Linked DNA regions of Homo sapiens: region 1 is linked to region 2. A link is a contact called in ENCODE Hi-C or POLR2A ChIA-PET data. All regions are on one chromosome and are shown on one strand. The core of a region is the stretch at or near the end of the contact, and the rest is flanking DNA. Distances in the headings are between cores, read along the strand shown.

The links. Hi-C counts contacts between places; a loop is a spot of excess contacts on that map. ChIA-PET counts read pairs that join two places held with the same protein, here RNA polymerase II (POLR2A). Pooled maps may share reads with other maps.
Region 1: a map with no recorded cell type shows a loop between it and region 2 (28-fold over the local background). The contact joins two enhancer-like sites. A Hi-C loop is called at or near these places in 1 of 37 single-sample maps with no recorded cell type and 5 of 50 pooled maps. POLR2A ChIA-PET finds 5 or more read pairs at or near these places in 2 of 52 experiments (Caco-2 and GM10248).

The regions. Positions count from the first base shown.
Region 1 is chr17:27,803,141-27,809,546 of GRCh38, reverse strand. No RefSeq gene overlaps it. Among named protein-coding and RNA genes, the nearest start is that of NOS2, 5.8 kb to the right of the region's middle. RefSeq lists enhancers at 1-735, 1,349-1,468, 3,214-3,233, 3,150-3,389, 3,420-3,479 and 3 more, a silencer at 651-813, cis regulatory regions at 5,521-5,660, 6,319-6,406 and promoters at 1-6,406, 730-6,406. Within about 2 kb of position 1,331, at least 10 of the 41 ENCODE cell types and tissues checked have a DNase peak (open chromatin) inside an H3K27ac peak, as active enhancers do.
Region 2 is chr17:27,575,308-27,581,695 of GRCh38, reverse strand. It overlaps KSR1 (kinase suppressor of ras 1), which reads right to left. Exons shown (of 21, transcript NM_001394583.1): 3 at 4,057-4,204. Among named protein-coding and RNA genes, the nearest start is that of LGALS9, 53 kb to the left of the region's middle. RefSeq lists an enhancer at 2,332-2,401. Within about 2 kb of position 4,520, at least 16 of the 41 ENCODE cell types and tissues checked have a DNase peak (open chromatin) inside an H3K27ac peak, as active enhancers do.

The DNA.
Region 1 (6,406 bases), core at 82-2,581, 230 kb before region 2:
CTGTTAATGGGTACAGGGTTTCTATTTGGGGTGACAAAAACGTTCTGGAATTAGATAGTGGTGATAGTTTCATAACTTTGTGAATATACTAAAAACCACTGAATTATACTCTTTAAATGGGGGAATTTAATGGCACGTGACTTTTTATCTCAACAAAACAAAATCCACTGAGCACCTAGTCTGGGCCAAGCATGCTGCTGGTGCTGCAGAGATGTGAGACATGACCTTGGCCTTGGGAAGCTTGTGTCTAGTAAAAGAGACAGAGCAGTGAGACCACAATTAAAACAGTGGGATCAGTGTTGAGGAGAGGGGAGCCTAAGGGATTTGGGGAACCCCAAGGGGCTTGAGGATGGAGGGTCAGGGGAGCCCCTAGAGGCAACAATGCCATGAAGTAAAGCAGAGTCTGAAGGGGATTCGAGTCAGGGCAAGGGTGGGCTAGGGAGCTGTCGGGAAGGACATTCCAGCAACAGGGAACAGTGTGTGCAAAGGCATGGCTTACTAGAGAGCTCCTGGAGTTGGGGGGAGCTCTGAAATGCAGGCCAGGATGAGACAGGCTAGACACAGGTATTGGAAGCAGAAGTTCAAGGTTCTTCCTTCCGGCATGGGAGCTTCCCTTGTAAGCTCAGCAGGAGGACAGCCTTTCCTCCTGTTGGGGACTGTCACCTCCTCTGAGAGTACTCCCCCAGGCTTCCCTGCCCAACCCCGCCCCCACCTGGCCTCTTGGGCCCTCCCGGGAGCCCCTGGGGAACTCCTGCATTGCTCAGTCCTTCCTCCAGGGCCCTGACAGCATCACAGATCATTTCATTGATTTTCCTGCCTCTTCCCCAGGAGCTGTCTTTGCCCTTTAAACAGTTGTTGTCTACAAGAGCTTGGTCTTGGGTGAGAGAGGGCTGCCTTGAGCCTCAGACCGGTGGTGTCCCTAAGATGCTCCTCCCAGAAGCATTTGGAATCAAATGGACCTGAATCTTGGTTCTGCAGCTTTAGCTGTATGATCTTGGGAAAAATTCTTTAATCTTCCTAAGCCTCAATTTTGTCATCTGTAAAATAGGGTTGACACAGCTCACCTCACAGTGTGGTGGTGTGGAATGCATGAGATAACACATTAAAAAGGCCCTGGCAGTCAGCTGGGCATTGTTTCTTGAGCTCCAGCATGTGCCAGGTGCTGGGAGAATAGCAGTAGGCAGAGCCAGCCAGCTCGGTGCTGCTGCTCTGCTAAAGCTACAGCTACGCTCCGGCTCTGGCAAGATAGGAGCGTGCTCAAGCTGAACTGCAGGGCAGGTGCTGCGTACATCCTCTCGCTACTCCTCCCCAAGGCTTGAGGAGGTGGGGACTCTGTGATTATCCACACTTTACAGATAAGCAAACTGAAACCAAAAGTAACCTCTCCAATGCCCACAGATGAATTTAGGTGGCAGGCCTGAGACTTGTCCCTGAGTCTGCCTGACAGTGGCCTCTGCCGTTATTAATAGCTTGCCCCCCACAGCCTCCCACTCAAATTGCTGGAGGAATTACCCTTCCTCCCTTCCTCCAATTCTTCCTTCACCCACCAAGAGCCAGACCCCACCTCTGTTTCAAGAGTGAGCCGCTCAGCTTTGGCCAACCGTCCTAGCATTTCGATGCACTTGGCCTGTCCCCCTGGTTTCCACTCTGTTTTTAAGGAGGCAGCCCCTGTCCCCCAAATGCACCGCCTCCAACAGGCTCTGGGACTCATCTTGCCATCTCTATTGGCAGCAGAGTGGGGAGGGAGAGAGACAGCCAGCTTGTCTGCCATCACTCACCACTGGATCCCCAGGGCCCAGCTTGGAAAACTCACGGACGATGCTCAGAAAACCGGTGTAACTCCTGCAGAACAGCCAGGGGCGTGGGCAGCCGCCCTCTCTGTGCCTCCTGTAATGAAAATGGGTGCTAGAGGCTCTTTTCCTTTGGGAAAGGTGAATTACTGGCACAGCCACACGTCTGAGATAGTATTTCAAAAAGTAAGGAGTCACTTTTTATATTATAAAACTAACATATGCACAGATAGCAAATACAGAGAAGGGTAAAGAAAAGATAACTATTGCCCATAATTCTACCACTTTTTAATATTTTAGTATTTTTTTCTCACATTTTTTCTGTCTTTATTTTACATGTTAGGGGTTATCATTTTTCTACTGATATCATGAACATTATTTCTTATCATAAAGACTCTTTTTTTTTTTTTTTAAGAGATCAGAGTCTCACTGTTGCCTAGGCTGGAGAGTGCAATGGTGCAATCATAGCTCACTGCGGTCTCTTAATTCCTCAGCTCAAGTGATCCTCCCACCTCAGTTAGTAGCTAGGTCTACAGGTGCTTGTCACGATGCCCAGCTAAATAAATCCTTTTTTTTGAAACAGGGTCTCACTTTGTTGCCCAGGCTGGGGTGCAATGGTACAATCACAGCTCACTGCAGCATCGACCTCCTGGTCTCAAGCGATCCTCCCACCCCAGCCTCTCGAGTAGCTGGGACTGCAGGTGTTCACCACCACACTTGGCTAATTTTTGTAATTTTTGTATTTTTTGTACAGACAGGGTTTTGCCATGTTGGCAAGGCTGGTCTCAAACTCCTGGGCTCAAGCAATCCTCCCATCTTAGCCTCCCAAAATGCTAGAATTTACAGGCATGAGCTACCACACCTGGCCAAAAAATTCTTAATACACTTTTTTTTTGGCCACGTAATGGTACACTATAAAGCTGGCCTGGTGTGCCTTTCTCTATGCTGATCACTTGGGTTGTTTCTGGCTCTCGTAGAGAGCGATGCTCCAGACATCTCTGTGCACACAGTGGTCAGGCTCTGCAGAAGTTGCCAGTCGTTGCTACATTCTGCCTTTCAGGGGCACTCTGGTGGGGAAGATAACTTTTCCAAGAGCATCAAAGACCAGATATGTATGAGGTGGGGAGACTCAGAAAGCCCAGATACCACAGCTGGAAAGGCCTCAGAGACCCTTAACTGAGGAAAGGGAGGCCCGGAGGGCTTATGTGGCCTAACCAAAGATGCAGCGCTTCTTAGGGAAGGATACAAGAGGGTGGGCTTAGCTGAAGCTCTTGGCATTTAGAACTTCTTGGATCAGCATCCAGCACCCTCAGAGGCTGTACCTGGGGAGGAGGTACCTCTCTTCCTCCATTTGACCCAATTCTAAACCCCCTGTAGCAGTGACGTCTGTCTTCGTCTCATTCCAGTGCACTTTGTGAATTCTAGAGGGCTTTCCCAGAACCAAGGAAGGCTGCTCTGCCCACAGCAGGCCTTGGGAATTTAACCTCCCTGGGAGCAGCCTCAATGAGTGATGCTCTGGAACTGCTGGGTCAGTAGCCCAGCCCCTGGCCCCTTGGATGGGATCATTTGAAGCCCTGTTTTCTGCACCATTTTTCAAGTTCCCTGGTGGGGCTGAGTCTGGTTGCAAATCGTGAAAGCTGCCCTATAGTACTTTTACCAGCTGCCTCCCTTTCTCTGTCTCACTTCCTCATTCCCCTCCTGATGTCCCCTGCACTTCCCAGATACACTACTTGCCCCTGAATCTTGCCCCTTGAACCATCACACCCTGGGACTACCCCAGGTGCCACTCTGTTTGTTGTTTCTCCGCCTAGAAGGACGGGCACCCAGGAAGCAAAACGGGAGGGCAGGGAAGGGAGGGTGTTCTGGGGAGGCTTGACAAGAAACGAGGCTTTTAAAAGAAACAGCAGCAAAGTGCCAGGCCTGCACCAGCCAGCTTGAGTCACACTCCAGGGACTCAGCAAAGCTTGTCCACCTTCCTGGTCCACCCTGGGCCTGTCCATCCTGGAGTGACCACCGGGCGTTTCCAGTAAAAATCCCTTCACTTCACTTCCGTCATCTCCGAGTCAGGCAAGGTGGTGGAAACCGGGGAAGACCTCAGCTTCGGAGCTGCTGGAATTTGTGTGACTCACGCCCTCCAGTGGTCACTTGACAAATGACATAGGGCTCACGGTCTGGGGACTTGAGCTTGTTAGGGCCTCAGAACCGGGAGGGTCCCAGGAATGCCTCTTCTCAATGCCTTCCTTTGACAGCTGAGTGGAGTGAAGGCCCCACAGGACACGTGACTCGCCACGGGACATGCACACACACAAATAGAGAGTAAGAGCCACGCCCCTGTGTTTCCTTCACGTCCCACCTTTATCATTTGTGTCACATCTGCATGCACCTATACTGTTATTTGCTTAAACATTTTACCTTAAACTGGCTCTCTTTAAACCTTAAATATATTTCTAAAATAAAATTTTTATCACTTTCTGTGAGGCGGGGCACACAGTAGGAACTCCGTCTCCTCCTTCCATGGCCTTGCACAGAGCTGGCACCAGACACTGACATGGAGGGGAGAACATTCAACCCCAGGTAATCCTCAGCTCCTACCTTGATCTCAGTTTCCCACTCTCTCATTGTCACCTCTCCTTGCCCCTGGGTGTACTCACCTGTAGCAAAATGGGTAAGCACACAGTGGGCGCACAAGTGGGGTCCAGTCAAGGTCTCAGACCTGGGTCAGTCCTCAGCTTTGCCACTTACAAACTGAGTGACATTGAGCTGGTCGCTCAAACTTTCTGTGTCTCGGTTTCCTTATTGGTGAATTGGGGATAGTATTATAATAGTACCTGCCACACAACGTTGTTGGAGGATTAACTGAGATAATAAATGGAAAGCCCAGGGCCTGGCTGTATTTATGGAGCAAGCACCAGAGCAAGTGCAAGCTGGGACTCCAGGGTTGTAGCCCTGCCACCACCTGACTGTGTGGTCTTGGACAAGTCATTTGGCTTTGCTTAGCCTCAATTTCCCCATCTATAAAATGGGGCTAGTGATCATTCCCACCCCATAGGACTGTTGTGTGGATTAAATGCTTGGTATGTTTAAGTGCCTTGCTCAGTAAACGTTAGCTCTGATCAATTGTTTTTGTAGAAAAGCCTTCAAAGTTGCTAACTTCCGAGGGCTAACTGGATCTGAACCATCTTCACAGCCTGGCATAGAAACAGATCAAATCAATCCAGTGGAAAATCAATTCCAGGATAATGAGCCCAAGACATTCCCGTGCTGATTGCTGTCAGCATGGTGCCTAGGACAGCCTGGGAAGGCAGGGAGGAGGGCATTTCTCCACAGCAGCCTCGGAACCTCTATCGCCACCCTCCGGGGGGCCCACCTGTCCCCCGCCTGCCCTTCAAGGTGCTCTTTGATTTCTCCCCAGCAGAATTCACCTGCTGCATCCATCATCAGAAGAGGCCAGGAATGCGGCCTGCTGGGTGGGCAGGGCCAAGAAGAAGGCAGCCGTGCAGGCCCAGGAAGCCGTAGGAGACTTGCCAACCTCCAGGAGGGGGCCAGCCCTGGACCCTGCAGACAGGCGCTCTGGGGAGGGTACCAGAAGCTCACTGTTTGTCCCGGCTTGAAGGCTGTTTGCTGTGTGACCTTGGTGAGTCTCCTAACCTCTGTGTATCATCACAATCATTATCACTATTTTTACTCTCCTCCTCTTCCTATTTGCCGGTTAAGAGAGGATTGGGATAGTGGTCATGGTTATACAACATTGTGAATATTCTAAAAACCATTGCATTTTACACTTTAAAATAGTTAATTGGTAATTTTATGTTATGTGAAATTTATTCCAATTAAAAATTAAAAATACATACATGAATTTAATGTTACAAAGGGAGAGAGAGGACCGGGAATTTAAAAGCAGGTGTTTGTGGTGGGACGGGGACCTGTCTGAGGAAGGATACTTCAGAAGGCAAGTCCTGGCATCCACTTGCTCTTTGTCAAAAGGGAAATTGTTACTCTCTGACTCCCAGCAAGGATAATAAATTCTTACTTGGCTGACTTTTTGCTCAATGGCTCAAAGCATTTTCTTGTATCTCGTTTATTTACTTTTATTTTTATCACCTTTTGTCACGAGAAAAGTCAGGCCCAGAGAGAAGTGGCTTTTCCAAGATCACATGGTAGGTCAGCAGTGAAGCTGTGCCTCGAACCTGGGACCTTTCAGGCTAAAGGAAACCAGAACATGCCACGCCCAGATATGCCGATATGGCATCCTGATTATCTCCAGCTGAAGGCATTTGAGAAAGAGCAGCTAGAGAGAGGGCTATCTGAACTGCCCTGTCCTGCCTGCAGCAAGCCATAAACATTCCTTGGAGAAAGATGCTTTCCCAGCATCAAGATGAGAAGATAACTTTTATCAGCTCAGAGATGGCACCAGAGCCATCTACAAATACAAACAAACCTTGCTATCCTACTCCTTAGCTCACTTCCACATGTTTACCTTCTCACAGCTTGCCACCCCTGGAAGCCTACAACTGCATTCGTCTTGTCACCTTTCTCTTCTTTCTTTCTTTCTCTCTTTCCTTTCCTTTCTTTTCCTTTCCTTTCCTTTCCTTTCCTTTCCTTTCCTTTCCTTTCCT
Region 2 (6,388 bases), core at 3,271-5,770:
TGCTCTGTGCCAGGACAGGGGGCTCTGCAGAAGAGCAGACCTTAAATCAGCTGTGGGGGTGGAGAGAGGGAGTGTGCCAGGGAAGGTTTCCCAGAGGAGGTGGCACCTGGGAGCCACCTATGAAGCTAGCTCCACATGAGCCAGCTATGGAAGAAGGTGGAGAAGGAGCACCAGGCAGAGGGAACAGCATAATGGGAAGGTAAGGGCATACGGCACCTTCTGGTCACTACGAAGAGTTCTGTGTGCTGTCAGAGGTAAGGACAAGCTGGGGAGAGGCAAGGGATGAAGCTGGGGGGGTCAGCCTAGTGGGGCCAGATCAGGAAGGGCCTTGAATGTCTTGCTAAGAACTTTAAATCTCATATTGAATTGTAATCCCAATGTTGGAGGTGGGGGCTGGTGGGAGGTGACTGGATCATGGGCGTGGTTTCTCATGACTGTTTTGGCACCATCCTCTTGGTGCTGTTCTCGAGAGAGTGAGTTTAAAAGTGTGTGGCACCTCCCTGCCCCCTCTCGCTCTTGCTTTTGCTCCTGCTCCTACACTGTGGGACGCCTCACTCCCCCTTGCCTTCCGCTATGCCTGGAGCCTTCCCGATGCCTCTCCAGAACCAGAAGCTGCTATGCTTCCTGGAGAGCCTGCAGAACCATAAGCCAAGTAAACCTCTTTTTTATATAAATTATCCAGTCCTGCAGATCACCAGGTCAGGAGTTCGAGACCAACCTGGCCAACATGGCAAAACCCTGTGTCTACTAAAAATACAAAAATTAACCAGGTGTGGTGGTGCATACTGGTAGTCCCAGCTACTTGGGAGGCTGAGGCACAAGAATCGCTTGAACCCGGGAGGCAGAGGTTGCAGTGAGCCAAGATCGCGCCACTGCACTCCAGGCCGTCTCATAAATAAATAAATAACCAATCCAGTTTCAGGTATTTCTTTACAGCCTGTGAGAAGGGACTGACGCACCTGTATTGCACAAGCCCTGCCTCCCTCCTCCCTCCCGCAATATCTGTTCTTCTCCCCAGTGTACAGTGGAGGTCACTGTGACTCAGGGAGGCCACAGACACTGCCCAAGGCCAGAGAGCTAAGAAAGTGGTGGGATGGGAATTGAAAACATCGATCTCAGCACCGTGCTCCCCACCTTGCCCCCGACAATGCTACTGATTCTGAATAACCTAGAGCGGAACAGCTGTGGGAGGTAACAAGCTCCATCAGAGGTGGTCAAGCCACTTCTCAAGAATAGGGGGGATGAATTAGCCTTCCCAATTCATAAGTTTCTTTGCACATCCCATCCCCTCTTCAAACACCCTTCCTCCCACCTGACTGCAGTGACTTTCTATTCAGGAACCGACTAGACAGGAGTTGCTCAGTCCCTGTGCTCCCATACCGCTTGCTCCTTACGAGCTACAGCCATGACTGACACTGTAGCTCATAGACTGGCCTACTGGAGGCACCAAACAGGTTTCTTATTGAGCAGATGAAAGGATGAATTTCATGAATCTATGAGTAAGCCTGCTACCAAAGGGAGCAAGCTTGCCACCAAAGGAAACAAGCCCCAAAGTTGCAAGTTGCCTATTTAATCACCACTGCTCTAGGCCCACTTGAGGATGGCCAGTGGGTCTTGATGTGTGCACCGACACCAGCTGATTGGCAGTGGCTGCTTGAGAATGACACTACAGTCACACAGAAACATCTGTGGGTTAGTGATATCTGCCTCGGGTGAAGGATTGGGAGGATCAGCAGGAATGTTCATCTCCTATTCACCAGCACAGACAACCATCCTTCACTCACTTTTTTTTTTTTTTTTTTTTTTTTTTTTTTTTTGGTGAGACAGCATCTGGCTCTGTTACCAAGGCTGGAGTGCAGTGGTATGATCTTGGCTCACTGCAACCCCTATCTCCCAGGTTCAAGCCATGCTCCCACCTCAGCTTCCTGAGTAGCTGGGATTACAGGCACACACAACCACTCTTGGCTAATTTTTGTATTTTTTGTAGAAACAGGGTTTTGCCATGTTGCCCAGGGGGGGCTTGAACTCCTGAACTCAAGCAATCAGCCTGCCTCAGCCTCCCAAATGCTGGGATTACAGGCCTGGGCCACCATGCCCAGCTGTTCACTCACCTTTCTTTAGACCAGAGATTGCAAAGGAAATGACTTCAACACTTTCTATCACCTCATAGGCCTCACACTGAAAAGAACATCTAATACATGCCAGGCTCTGATCTAAGGACTTTACGTTAACTCATTTCCTTTTCACAACAACCCTGAGAGAGGTGTCGTTATCACTGCCATTTTACAGATGAGGAAACTGAGGCAGAGTGAGGTGAAGTAACTCACCAAGGTCCCACAGGTTCTAAGTGGCCGAGCAGAGTGCTGGGCCCAGGCAGGGCCCAGGTGGTTTCATTCCATAGCCCACCTGTACTCTGACTAGACTGCTCTCACCAAGCCCCATGGGGATGCAATGAAGATGCTGTGATGCACAATCTAATGGGATCACTGGTACCCAGCGGATCCCAGCAGGTGCCCGTGAAGTGCAGCCAGCACTGGGCAGACGAAAGGCCGGTGTCCTGGACTGTGATGGGGCTAGGACTCTGCTGGGGATGCAGAGGCACCACAAGCTGAGACTAAATGAGAGAGAAGAAACCCAGAAAATGCTTCTTCTTCAGGGGCCTCCTCTAAGGCCTGCTGGAAAAAGCACCCTCTGAACAAGAAACCTGAGTTCAAAGCCCAGCTCTGCTCCATGCCAGGTGTGGGGCCCCAGATGACTCATCCAACGCCTCCAGTGGTCAGAGAGGCCTCAGCTACAAAGCGAGCTCAACACTACCTCTTACAACGATGTGGCCACAATATGTGTGTCACACGCCTGGCACACAGTAGGTGCATAAATTAGTGATCTCCCTCTCTTGGCATCTAGGACAGGTAGACAGCAGCCTGCATGACACAAATAGGTCACTACCACTTAAAAGCTGACTCTTCCACAATTCTTTAAAATCCAGGCATAAGGAGGAAGCAAAGAAGGGCTGACAAATTACCCCAAAGATCTCAGCTTGGGTGGCAAGCATGGGGACAAACCAATCGCCATCAGGGCCCAAGGTTCAAATTCTGGCTCAGCCACCAACTGCTGTGTGCCCTTACCCAAGCCCTTTCCCTCTCTGAGCTCAGTCTCCTGTAATATGTGAGAACAAGAACACCAGCCACACTTCTGTTGTGTTTATTTTCAGCATCTGCCGGGAGACCTGGCAGGTCAAGATTTTCTGAATTGAGTGCAACTTTCTACACTGTGCCGTGTTCAGAGGACTTGATACAATGAGGGCAGAGAGGAAATTAAGCCCGATCCTCTCTGGGAAGAAAAAACCAGGCAGAATATAAACCTTGGTGCCTTCCTTAAGCCTCAGGCAGACGGAGATAAGACAGGGGCCTCAGATAATTAAAAACCAGGCCTGATTCCATTCATGAGGCTTATTTTAATGCCTTATCTATGTGGTAGTGGGACCATTAAGTCAGGCATTTGAAGCTGTTTCCGACGCAAGATTTAGAAAGCCTGTGAATAATTCCCAAGGACCTCGTGGCAAGGCCAGGATTACACACTTTGCCTGGGACAGCCACGTACACACTCCCAGCTAAAGAGCCATAGAGTTTCCCTAATCACCCTTGGCTCAGGCCCACATCAGCATGTGCCTTCTGAGCACAGAACCCAGCCAGCAATGGGGACAGGAGAAGACGGGGAGAGGGCTGGGGGCTGGAATGTGGGAAGCTGGCAGAGGGTACACAGAGCCCTCAACAGAGAGGAAACCATGCCAGGCCAGCCCAGCCCAGCAGACAGGCCTGGGATTTCTAACCATGGCTGAAACCCCTCAGATTCGGCCTGGCCAGACCCACCAGGATCCAGAGCCCTGAGGACCCTGGGAGAGCTTCTCAGGAGGCTGTGAACATCCAACCCTGGCCTTTCCAGGCTGCCCCAGAAACCCTGGGCCACGCTTGCCCCGCTCCATCACCCACCATAGTGAAGGCCACAGCCCCAAGGGCACCAGGCCAGGCAAGGGAGAGGGTGGCAGGCCCCACGTACCCAGGCCTGTCACCTTCCGCAGGCAGGTGAGGGCATACTGCAGACGGCCACACTCATCCCCGCTGGCCCCACAGCGCCGCAGCGTCTCCTTCACCTTGGCCTCATTCATCTCCAGCAGGGCATCCAGCGTGAGGTCTCGGGGGATCTCCTAAGGGGACAGAGGGACAGGCAGAGAGGCGGTGAGCAGTCGGCTGGGCCGGGAGCCCCTCAGCCTCAGGCTGGCCTCCTGCTGAGTGGCAGGGGCCAGCTGCTGGCTGGGCCGGCCTCTGACCAGAGCCACCACGTGCTTGGGGACACAAGCAGAGCTCCCTGGCCCCCACCCTCCAGGCTCCCAGAGACAGCAGCTGAAGCAGACTCGGTGGGGGGTGAGGGGAGGAAGTAAAGACCAGAAAGGTTTGGACGAGGGCATGTTGCCCAGCTTGTTTCTTCTTACTCCTCTGCACAGAAAAAAAACAGCGAGTCATAACAACTTTTTAGAATGACGAGTACTTCAGACAAAGATGGCCCTTCACAATTTTGTTGTATCTGAATCAGATAAGAGAGATTTCAAATCAAACTGGCTCAAGAAAGGAAGGATTTAAAAAAAAAAAACAAAAAAACCTCACCAAACACTGCAGAGGCACTTACTGCCTCACCTGATTTCTATCAAAACTTTTCACTGGCCCCACCTGACAGATGAAGAAAGAGGCTCAGAGAGATTATGTCACCTGCACGAGGTCACTAGGCCATACGGTGAAGAAAGTGGCAGGCAGAATTTTAAGGTGGTCTTGTGACCTTTGTCCCCTGGTGTTGCTCCTGATCTTGTTACATTACAGAAGTCTCCCTCTTATCTGCAGTTTCAGTTACCAGCAGCCAACCATAGCCTAAAACTATTAAATGGAAAATGCCAGAAACATTCCAGAAATAAACAATTTATAGTTTTAAACTATGCACCATTCTGAGTAATGTGATGAAATCTTGCGCCATCCAGCTCCATCCCACCGGAGACGTGAATTGTCCCTTTGTCCAGCGTCTCCACACTGTCTCCACTCCCGGCCTGTTTGTCACTTAGTAGCTATCTTGGTTATCAGATCAACTGCCACGACCTCTCCCCACATAGGCACTTTATCATCTCACAGCATCACAAGATGAGGGGTGAGAACAGTACAGTAAGATATTTTGAGAGAGAGAAGAGAGACCACATTCCTGTAACTTTCATTATAGTGTATTGTTATAATTGCTCTATTTTGTTATTGTTGATTATTAATCTCTTACTGTGCCCAACTTACTAACTTTATCAGAGGTATGTATGTATAGGAAAAAACACAGTATACATCATATATATATATATTCAGTACTATCCATGGTTTCAGGCATCCACTGAGGGTCCTGGAACATATCCCCTACAGAAAAGGGGGTATTACTATATACAGCAAAAGGGAAATTATCCAAGTAGGCTTCATCCAATCACAAGAGCCCTTTAAAAGCAAAGGGTTCTCTTGAGCTGGTAACAGAGAAGTCAAGAGACCTGAAGCGTGAAAAGCAGACTTTGAAGGAGGAGGGGAATGGGGGTGGCCTCTGGGAAAAAAAGTAGCCCCTGGCTGACAGCCATTGAGGGAATGAGGACCTCAGACCTCCAGCCACAAGGAAATGGATTCTGCCAATAACCTGAATGAACGTGAAGTGGATTCTTCTCCAGAACTTCCAGGTAAGAGGAAGGCCTGGCCTACACCTTGACCTCAGCCTTGTGAGATCCCAAGTAGGGATATAAGCAGAGCCTGAGTGGATTCCTCCACCTAGAGAACCATGAGATGATAAGCGGGTGGTGTGTTAAGCTGCTAAATTTGTTATGAAGCAATGGAAAATACAAAGAATGAATGGTAGAATCAAGGCTCAGTGGACTTCAAAACTTGTGCCCTTTCCTCTCATCAGGGAGGGAGGAAACCTCTCCAGCTCTGACTACTTTGAGCCACATGACACTGTCAGAGGCACTGGAACCAGAGCCATTCCATCTTGAATAGGGGCTGGGTAAAATGAGGGTGAGACCTGCTGTGCTGCATCCCCAGGAAGTCAGGCATTCTTAATCATAGGGTGAGAGAGAAGGTCACAAGATACAGGTCACAAAGACCCCATGATAAAACAGGATGAGCTAAAGAAGCCAGCCAAAACCCACCAAAACCAAGATGGTATCCCAAGTGACCTCTGGTCTTCCTCACTGCTCATTATATGCTCATTATAATGCATTAGCATGCTAAAAGACACTCCCACCGGCACCATGACAGTCTACAAATGCCATGGCAATGCCCAGAAGTTACCCTATATGGTCTAAAGAGGGGGAGGGGCCCTCAGTTCC